Linked DNA regions of Homo sapiens: region 2 is linked to region 1. Evidence: chromatin contacts called from ENCODE Hi-C or POLR2A ChIA-PET data. All regions are on one chromosome and are shown on one strand. The core of a region is the stretch at or near the end of the contact, and the rest is flanking DNA. Distances in the headings are between cores, read along the strand shown.

Region 1 (4,943 bases), core at 382-2,881:
GGTGAAGCTGGCCTGCTGACATACTTTCTGAGGCTTTCAAGTATTTTCAAAAATGGGGGCTCACAGTTGAAAGCCTGAACATTTCCCCTAAATATCCAGATTTCTAGCTTTCTTAGGAAATGGGAAATGCAGGCCTCAGTGGGTTTGTGTTTCTCCGTGTCAGCTCCTGGCTGGGACCTAGGGAACCATGCTCCTCAGATGAGGAGCTCCCAGGCCTGCCTCACTTCAAGGCCCCACACACTGACTGCTGACATCAGCCGGCTGGGCCTGGCCTGCTCCTCCTGCTCAAGGTGCCAGCCCAGCCCTTGTGGGCACCCACTTGATGGATACTATGCTGTCCTCAGAAAACCCTGGGCCTGGTGGGGGCACTGAGGCTGTGAGAGAGCAGGAAAGGCCAGCTTGGTGCCCTGTGCTGAGCAACCAGACCTGGCCCCACTCAGGGTAAGCATTGGGTGCTCTCCTACCGCTAAGGCAGACAACAGCTGCTTCCAAATCTGATGCTATCAGGCAGCATTCTCAACATCTTCCTTGCTCAGGTGTCCAAAGGGCCCTGGCCAGTCGGACCTGAGCTCAGTGTGCCCGGGAGGGAGCAACTGGGCCTGTGGCCTGCGCCCCTTGGTCAGCCCAACTCGGCCACCCTGAGCAGGACTGAGGGCTGCCCCAAAGCTTCACGATCAGGGTGGTTGCAAATTACATTCTAAGCTGTGTTAGGACTACATATTCTATGTATTGCAAACATTGTTTTTTTTTTTTGCAAGGTGGATGGATGAAAAGAGAGGGAGAAGGACAGACAAAGGAGCATGGGCAAACATTCATTGTAAAATCCCAGTGGTGGATAGAGGTGTGTTTGTGTTCATTGCACAATCCTTTCCACTCACCTATAGGTTTGAAAATTTCAACAATAAAGGTTGGAAGAAAACCAAAGAACTAAAGAAGAAAATTATACTTGGACATAGACAACCGGAAATCATGATACACCCTGGGTGACAAGTGACTGATGAGAGGGACAGACCAAGCCCTTGGTTGCAGGGAGTCAGAGGGGCTGGTCATCAGGAAAGGCTTCCAGGATGAGGTGCCCTATGAACAGGGCTGTGAAGGACAGGTGGGCTCGGCCCTTCGAGGTGAGGCAAGGCTTGCAGAGTGCCTGTGCTCCACCTGGTCCCACCTCTGCACAAGGTGCCCAGAACAGGGAGCGGCCCCTGGAGGGCCTGGGGGTTCTGCTAAGAGCCTCAGACACCTGCCAGGCTGGAGAGGGAGATGCCTGTCAAAACCCTCCAGCCATGTGTGGGGGATGGGCTCAGGATGGGCCTGGAGCAGTGAGGCCACCAGAGGCCTCTCCCAGGCTGGATAGGAGGCCCAGGCCTGAATGAGGGAGTCTGGGCTGTGTGCCTCCCTCCCTGGCCTCCTTCCTGGGCTCCCTGGAGCCCTCCTGGTTTCTTGGTGACAGCCTGCTGAGAGGGCTCATTCTGTTGCATTTGAGTTCCAGGCTCCTGCCTTGGCCTTTCCCTCCTGTGACTGTCACCCTCCATGTGGGGCAGCTTTGCACAACTCAGCCAACAGCTGACAGGTCAGGGCTGTGACTGCGGGCCACATGGGCAGAGGCAGAGGGCCAAGCTGGTGGGCAGAGGCAGAGGGCCGAGCTGGTGGGCAGAGGGCACCTGTCACCTCGACTCAGCTGCCTCCAGGGAGGAGTTACAACTCACATCCCCACCTGGGGTTGACAGGTTGACAGGGCTGCTCAGACGCCACAGCCTGTGCATCTCCAGGGGACATCATCAGAGCACAGCTGTCACACTGGCTGCATGGCTGAGCAGCTTTAAATCAGGAGCAGCAGAAAGAGACCCTGAGGGGGAGGGGAGCTCTCTACTCTATCCCCACCCTCAGCTCTGCATCGGGGAGAGGCGGTGTCGGGGACAGAGCCCAGGACCAATCGTAGAAGTGTCAGCACAGCTCCTGTTCCTGGGTCCTACCAGCTCCCAGCCCTGTGCCAGTCCCTGCACAGCCCAGTGCCTAGGGACTCACGACAGGCCTGACAGCGTCCTTTCTGTTCATGGGAGGCACCTCTGGAGCTCGCTGACATTGGACTATTTGCTCTGGTCGTGTGCCCATGGAGAGCAGAGCTCAGACATGGACCGTGTGTCGGTCCCCACAGCCTACTGACAGGGCACCCTGCAGTGAGGAACTGGGAAGCCAGAGCCCAGCTGCTGCTCTGGGGCCAGCGGCACCCAGCCTCGTGCTGTCCCCATGGAAGAGAGTCACCCAAGGCTCTCTTCCTCTCCAGCAGCGGTAGTTGCGTAAATGCCGGCCATGCGGAGTCCCAGCGTGTGCAGGCGGAGGTCAGGACAGACGGGTCATCACAGAGGACCACACAATGTCACCACCCATGCCGGGACCCCAGATGGCAAGAAGTCACCCTTGCCACATTCCAGACAGTAGGGACAGATGCTGGGACTGATCCTGTGGGATTGAGGTGAGCTGAGGGTGTTTGTGCGGATGCCTTTGTTGGGCTATGGAGGTTTCCTTCTGCTCACAGGGTGCTGTGGGATGTTGACGCCCCCACTTCTTGTTCTTCATCCCCTGAGATAACCGCTTGGTCCCTGTTTCCCGTTTTGTTGATGTGGTAAATTATACAGATATTTCACCTTCTGCACCTGCCTGGCCTTCCTGGGAGGAGCCCTGGCTGCTCCTGCCCTGTGGTCTGGGTTAGCTGCTGTTCCATGCCATTTGCTGGTGTTTCCCTGAGAACTTCTCACACATGTCTTTTCTTGCTTTAGAGTTAAACTTATTGTTGTGAGCTAACAACACACTAATTGTACACAGGTACTCACACCATCACCCCTGCATATTCCCCCCACAGCAATAGACACTCACATTCACACCCATGTGGGCCACACATCCACACCCACTCACCCATGCACACTGCACCACACACTTAACCCACCCCATACCACACACATCACACCACACACAACACGCCCGAAGCACACACACCCACACACCACACACACACATAAATCGCAAACACACATACAGCAAAAATACCAAAGACACACCACACATCCCACACACACACCACACACATCACACACGCACCACACACTCTCCACTCCCCCAACACACACCCAGCACACCCCACACACACAACATAAACAGCAAACACGTATACATACACCATACACACACAGCCATGGCACACACACCCACCACCCACTGAATGCACACACAAAATATACATACATGCCATCACACCATTTCCTTCCCTACATGCCACACGCACAAGATATCCCCATGTAGACACCCACATATGACACACACAACACGCCCAAACACTCTAGTCCCACTGTACACACACACACCACAGACACACATAAATAGTAAACACACATACTCCACAAACAGCAAACACACACCACACATCCCATACACACACACCACACACACAAGTAGTACACTCCCAACTCCTCCACACAACAAACTCACACACTAGACACCACGCACCAGGTACCCTTCCCACACACTTCCACAGCACCCCAGCTTATGCCACACACTCTGCGCATACCCCACACACACCACACACACATGCATATATGCCCCCTACACACACTCACACCCCCACACACATACAACACATACCCTCCTCAGCTCCCACACCACATACACCCACAACACAACACACACAGATGCATCACTCATGCACACCCCACACACACCACACTCACAGCACATATACACACCTCACATACAGATCACACACACGTTTACACAACACACAGACCACATATTACCCTCCCCGCAGACTTCACACACTTCAAGCCTCCCACAGCACAACTTCCCACACATACTATACATACTGCACCCACACAAATTACATACACACATACCACACACACCAAACACATACACACCACATACACACACCACACTCACACACTCCCCACACACATCCTCCCCCACACATACCAAACAAATGCACACACTCCATACACGCATGCACTAGTGCACACCACCCTTTGGCAACCGCAGGGCCTCCGCAGTTCTCACTTCCTACACACTCAGAGGAAGGCTCCACAGACGTCACTTCAAGACAGGTCTTTGACATGAGGTGGAACACAGGAGGGGTGGGGCAGGGCAGGGAGAGTGAGCTTCTGGCCACAGGAGCCAGACCCCCAGCCCCTCACCTCCACTCACTCACAGCATCAACAGTGCTTCTCAGGGCCTTGAAGCCATCCTCCACTGCAAACACATGGTCCGGACCGCCTGCCATTGCTGTTATCTACAGAGAGCAGAGCTGGTTTGGACTCCCAGCCCAGGGGTGAGCATGCAGCAGATCCCCAGCCCAAGGGAGAGCGTCCTGCCCCCATGCTTTGGAGGCAGCAGAATACCAGGCTCTGAGGGCCACAGCCTTCTCCAGCCAGCAGCCCACTCTCAGGGAGTGGGGAGCTCTTCCACCCTCCCCTCTGGTTTAGTAGGATTTATATGACATGCTGTCATTTCTGCAGTAGTCATAGGGTGGCCCAACTCACTTGAGGCAGATTAGATGACCCTTCTTGGGGTGGCCCTAGGAAAGCTGTCTGGGACACCTTTCCATACTCTAACCCTAACCTGACCACAAGGCTCTATATTGGTGCCTGGTTAACCTGTTTGGAATTACTGGGTCTTTCCTATAATCAGCCATACCCACGGTATAAATGGTGGCCCCCAGGCTCCGAGCCCTTTCAGCTTAAGGGAAAGAAGGCATTGAGTATTAATTACCAAAATACAGGGAGCAAAATGCTGATAAATACGAACTGAACTCACTTCTTTGAGAGTGTCCAAAGATGGATGTTTCATCATTGTTCCATCAGTCATAGCAATAATCATGCTGGAAACCTTGTCATCTGCAGGAGAAGCAAGGAGTGGCCTGCTCAGCAAAGGCCCCAGAAGTGACCTCCAAAAGTTCCTGT
Region 2 (5,261 bases), core at 1,591-4,090, 1.1 Mb after region 1:
CCTGTTTCCAGGAATCCTCCTGGCTCTGGCACACTGAGGAAATTAAACACTGAAGGTGATCCAGGCTTTCCCAGAGGCTGGCTGGTGGCACTGGGGAGATGAGCAATTCCTGGTCAGCCCCTACAGGCTCTGTGGCCAGCTACGCCTGGACCCCTCTAGCAGCAATGCCTGCTGCATTCGAGGAAAGCCAAGTGCAGGAGACTGCGAACACAGCCAGTACCCATGGAAGCAGGGAGAGTGGCCCTAGTGCAACATAACTTGGCCACGTCGACCCTCATAGGGGTGGATGTGATCTCATCATCCACTCAGATGTCTGAGACTGTGCAGAAGCAGGGCCAGTGAAAGCAGAGGGCAGATCCAATGCTTCAATGGGGCCCTGCTGTGCAGATTGAGAGTCTGCCATGAATATGACTGAGGATGGCCAGGACATAGAACAGGGAGCAGTGTTCTGCCAAACAATGCCAATAGGCAGTGGCTGGTGCTGTGTGGAGTGATATTTTAGACGTTATATTTGCCAGGGCTGCAGCAACATGGAAGTCACATAAAGGGACTGAATTAGCCCTGGTCACTCAGGCGCCAGGGCACTACTTGTGTTCCAAATCAACCCTGCCACTACCTGCCTGAGCTCAGACAAACACTCTGGGCCTCCATCTCTTCATAAGTAAAACAAGAATGGTGATCTTCACTTCAGGCACTCACGGACAGGACTCAACAGGGCTCTGTGCATGCCAGATAGCAAGAGCACAAGGAACAGCAGCTCTTTTCCTGATACAACTAGAGAATAAAGGTGGAGCCTGAGACAGTGGTCCCAATTCCACTGGCAGCCTTCAGGCAAAAAGTCCATGATTTTACCTCAGCTATTCCTTCCGACCTTCCCAGGTTCCAACAATAGCATCATCTAAGGATAAAAAGACAATGATGTTCTTATAGAGGCACAGACCACTAATGAGGAAAAATAAGTTTAAAAATATTTAAGTTTGTCTTTTTTTTTAAATAATTGGTGTGATTATATGTTTCAAACAAAAGTTGCCACCTCTTGGATGTCTGAAAAGAAATCTGCCAAGCAAAGCAGACACGATGATTCTAAATCATTTGCAAAGTCTTTTATCCCTCCCCCCAGAATCCGCATATGTTGGGGATCAGGGATTAGATATAAAGGCAATTTAACTTTTTAAACCAGAAAAAAGCCTCACAAATCACAGTTCCATGCACATACCTATGAATTTGTCCAAAATATCTAGCATATGCAAATTCTTTCACTGAACACACTGCAATGCACCTTCATCATACTTAATTTCTGTTTAATTCTGTGTGATTTATCTACGGCCAAATTTCCATTTCTGTATCAATCAAAAGTAAATTAGTTGAATTTTCATTAAAGGTCATAATAAACTACAATATCATGTTAACTTATTTCCAAGAAGTGAAAGCTTCAACCTTTATTGGTAATTAAGATCTTTACAAACAAACAAGGGCTCTTTTATAACTTAGTGCATATATATTATGTATTTGTGTGTGTTTGAACATATAAATATGTATGTGTCATAAAATATCATTAAAAACTAAATCACATATCTCTGATAAGATTACATTGTAACCAAGAAACAAAAAATTGCCTCGATATAGTTCTATTTTATCCCTCAAAAAGAATGAGACTTGATTTTCTAGAGTTCGTCCCTTATGCATCTACGACAATCTTTGATACTAACAGGAAATATTTTCCCCTTGGCCCTCCTATCTAATGTACATAAAATCATTACTTTCAAATGCCATAATTACTGCCATAAAATGTCTAATGTCTCCCTCAGGAGTAATTAATTTCATTTCTGTACATCAGTGGCATTGGCAACTACATATTTTAGAAATTTACTGTTAATTTCTTATTTCCAGGCTCCCTCAAATGTTTCAAAGCCCTGGCCTCCCACTGTCTTCCTACAACCCTGCTCTGAATCCTGTCCCCTCCCTCCCCTGCACCTGGCATTGCATAGCCTGCCCAGAAGGCAGGTGTGGGTGGGAACGCCCCCTAAATGCTTCTGCAAGGCTTAGCTTCCTGCTGTGCTGTCTGTGTCTATTAGTAAAGGCAAAATGTCAAGGAAAGGATTCAATCAACCCCTTGTCTCTAAAACCAGGTATGTTCTTTTAGCTCATTCTAAAAACTCATTATAATGTGATCATTTGGTATTGTTTTGTTTCCCAGGAAAGGCAGTGAACAGGATACATGTCCAGATCTTTGGATATAATCTGTTGGAGAAAGGATCTGGGGCTGATGCATGGTTCTTACCCTACTGCCCAGCGCAAGCCCGGGCTGAGAATAACAGCAACACAGGATAAACCCCGGGAGAGACAGTGGGAGGGAGGAAAACAACTGCAGCCTGAAAGTCACCCTAGGAGAAAAATTCATAGGCAGAATTCTTGAGTGCTGAAAAAACAGGGGGGAGAGGGAGAAGGTAGGGGAGAAGAATAAACAAAGAGAGGAAAAGAGAGAGGGAGAGAGACTGACACAGAAGAAAATGAAAACAGGAAGACAATAAAGAAGAGATAGAGGAGAAAAAGTGAGAGAAGAGAAAGGGAACAGAAACGGGGATGGGACTCGGAGACGACGTGGGAGAGAGAGGAAGCTGGCGACATTGGGAAGGAAAGGACCCCACAGTCAAAGGCAGGACTCAACAACCCTGTCCTGGGGAAAGGCTGATGTGGAAGTGAGATGGACCCCGCCGCCCGCGCCCGCTCGCGGCTCTGTCCCTGCAGACAGGAGGGTGCGCCTCACCTGGGCTCTCTGGAGATGTGGAGCAAGAGGTGCTGGTGCAGCACAGCCTCCTCCCGGCCAAGAGCACTGCGCGTGGCTCTGAACTTGGCGCCGGAGCCCTGAGGGCGGCCAGATCCCGCCCCCAAGCCGCTCCCGCCTTCGGGGCGTGGTCTCGGCGTCGCCCACCCCCAGGGAAGCTCCAGCCTTCGGGGCGGGGCTTGCGGGTGGGCGGCCCCGGCAGGGGAGGGTGCCGCTGGCCAAAGAACTCACAACCCCGGGAGAAAACCCCCTTCTGACCCTCTGGGCTGCCCGGCCCTTCCCCGGCTCAGCTCCGCGGAGATGCCCCCAGCTGGCTTGGTCAGGGCCGGGCGCCATCGCCTGCGGGAGGGCGAGGGCGTTCTTTGGAGGCGGTGCCTGCTCTCGCCTACGCCCTCTGGTCCTGGGCGCCCGACCTCTCGCTCCTGGGCCCGCGGGGCCTCGGCGATGCGGGCGAGGGCTGCGCGCGGTGCCTGCGGCTCCAGTCTGCGCCGAGGACCCCCACGGCCTCCTGGCCCTCCTTCCCCCAGCAGCCTGGCGGCCGCTCGATCGGCACCTCCCCCCGCCGGAATCGCCCAGCTCCCCCCGGGAGCGCCCGCCGCCTCTGCTCCCCAGACCTCAGCTGTGACCACGCAACGCTCTGCCAGGAAGGCGGACTCCGCGACTCGGGCCATGGTGGAAAATGACAGTTAAAGTGCGTTAAAATTAAGAACTTATACTTTGATTAAAAAACAACAAACGGAGTGAAAAAGCAAGCCACACACTGAAAGAAGATACTTGCAGCAATTGATAAAGGATTAGTATCCAGGATATATACTTTTAATGAATTAGTGTGAAAGAGAGGAACACCCAAAGCAACGAATGGACACAGACATGAATAGGCACTTCAAAGAGGAACCACTAACGACCAAAATCATGTGAAAGGACGAAGTCTCTAGAGTAATTAGAAAATGCAAATTAAGACCACAAGGAGATGTTTAATCATTAGGCATAAATGTTAAAATATAATAATACCAACTGTCATGGAAGGCATGAAGCAAGGGAACCCTAATATGCTGGGGCGAAGTACACCCAATTTCATTTATTATAAAAGACCACTAATTTAAGATATTCTATTATACTAAATACAGCTCCAAAAGAGGGGGAAAAAACTGACAACCAACCAACTCAAATGCTTTTCATCACTTGTAATTTTTAAGTTATATAAAGAAAGATCTATTTTAGACTGTATTAATCCATTCTCACACTGCTATAAAGAATTGCCTGAGACTGGGTAATTTATAAAGGAAAGAGGTTTAATTGACTCACAGTTCAGCATGGATGCAGAGGCCTCGGGAAACTTACAATCATGGTGGAAGTGGAAGCAAAACAGGTCCTTCTTCACAGGGTGGCTGGAAGGAGAAGAATGAGAGAAGTGCAGAGTGAAGGGGGTAAAAGCCCCTCACAAACCCATTAGATTGCCTGAGAACTCACTCACTATCATGAGAACAGCACAGGGCAACCACCGCCATGATTCAATCACCTCCCAGTAAGTCCCTCCCCCTACATATGGGCATTACAATAAGGACTATAATTCAAGATGAGATTTGGGTGGGGAAACAGAGGCAGGCCATATTATTCCACCCCTGGTCCTTCTCAAATCTCATGTCCTCATATTTCAAAACACAATCATGCCTTTCGAACAGTCTGCCAACGTCTTAACTAATTCCATCATTAACCCAAAAGTCCAAGTTCAAAGTCTCATCTGAGACAAGGCAAGTCCTTTCCACCCATGAACCTGTAAAATCAAAAGAAAGTTATTTCCTAGATATAATGCAAGTACAGGCATTGTGTAAATACACCCATTCCAAATGGGAGAAATTGACCAAAACAAAGGGACTACAGGCCCCATGCAAGTTTGAAACCCAATAGGGCAGTCATTAAACCTTAAAGTTCCAAAATGACCTCCTTTGACTCCATGTCTCACACCCAGGTCATGCTGGTGCAAGATGTGGACTCCCACGGCCTTGGGCAGCTCTGGCCCTGTGACTTTACAGGGTACAGACCCCCTCCCAGCTGCTTTCTTGGGCTGCCTTTGAGTGCCTGTGGCTTTTCCAGGCACAAGGTGCAAGTTGTCGGTGGATCTACCATTCTTGGATTTGAAGGGCAGTTGTCCTCTTCTCACAGCTCCACTAGGCAGTGCCCAAGTGGGGACTCTGTGTGGGAGCTCCAGCCCCACATTTCCCTTCTGCACTGCCCTAACAGAGGTTCTCCATCAGGGGCCTGCCCTTGCAGCAACTTCTGCCTGGTCATCTAGGTGTTTCCACACATCCTCGGAAATCTAGGCAGAGATTTCCCAACCTCAATTCTTTTTTTTTTTTTCTTTCCTGACATGGAGTCCCACTCTGTTGCCCAGGCTGGAGTGCAGTGGCATGATCTCGGCTCACTGTGACCTCCACCTCCTGGGTTTAAGTGATTCTCCACTTCAGCCTCCCAGGTA

The links. A loop is a pair of places that touch in the nucleus more often than their neighbours do. ChIA-PET counts read pairs that join two places held with the same protein, here RNA polymerase II (POLR2A). Pooled maps may share reads with other maps.
Region 2: a pooled map shows a loop between it and region 1 (15-fold over the local background). The contact joins the promoter of ZNF488 here to the enhancer-like site in region 1. A Hi-C loop is called at or near these places in 2 of 37 single-sample maps with no recorded cell type and 6 of 50 pooled maps. POLR2A ChIA-PET finds 5 or more read pairs at or near these places in 1 of 52 experiments (activated naive CD8-positive, alpha-beta T cell).

Annotation. Positions count from the first base shown.
Region 1 is chr10:46,264,585-46,269,527 of GRCh38, forward strand. It overlaps the pseudogene ANTXRLP1. Among named protein-coding and RNA genes, the nearest start is that of ANTXRL, 20 kb to the right of the region's middle. RefSeq lists an enhancer at 1,768-2,433. Within about 2 kb of position 1,632, at least 2 of the 41 ENCODE cell types and tissues checked have a DNase peak (open chromatin) inside an H3K27ac peak, as active enhancers do.
Region 2 is chr10:47,381,453-47,386,713 of GRCh38, forward strand. ZNF488 (zinc finger protein 488) reads right to left here and starts at 2,841. Exons shown (of 2, transcript NM_153034.4): 1 at 2,768-2,841. RefSeq lists an enhancer at 2,748-3,247 and a silencer at 2,810-3,289.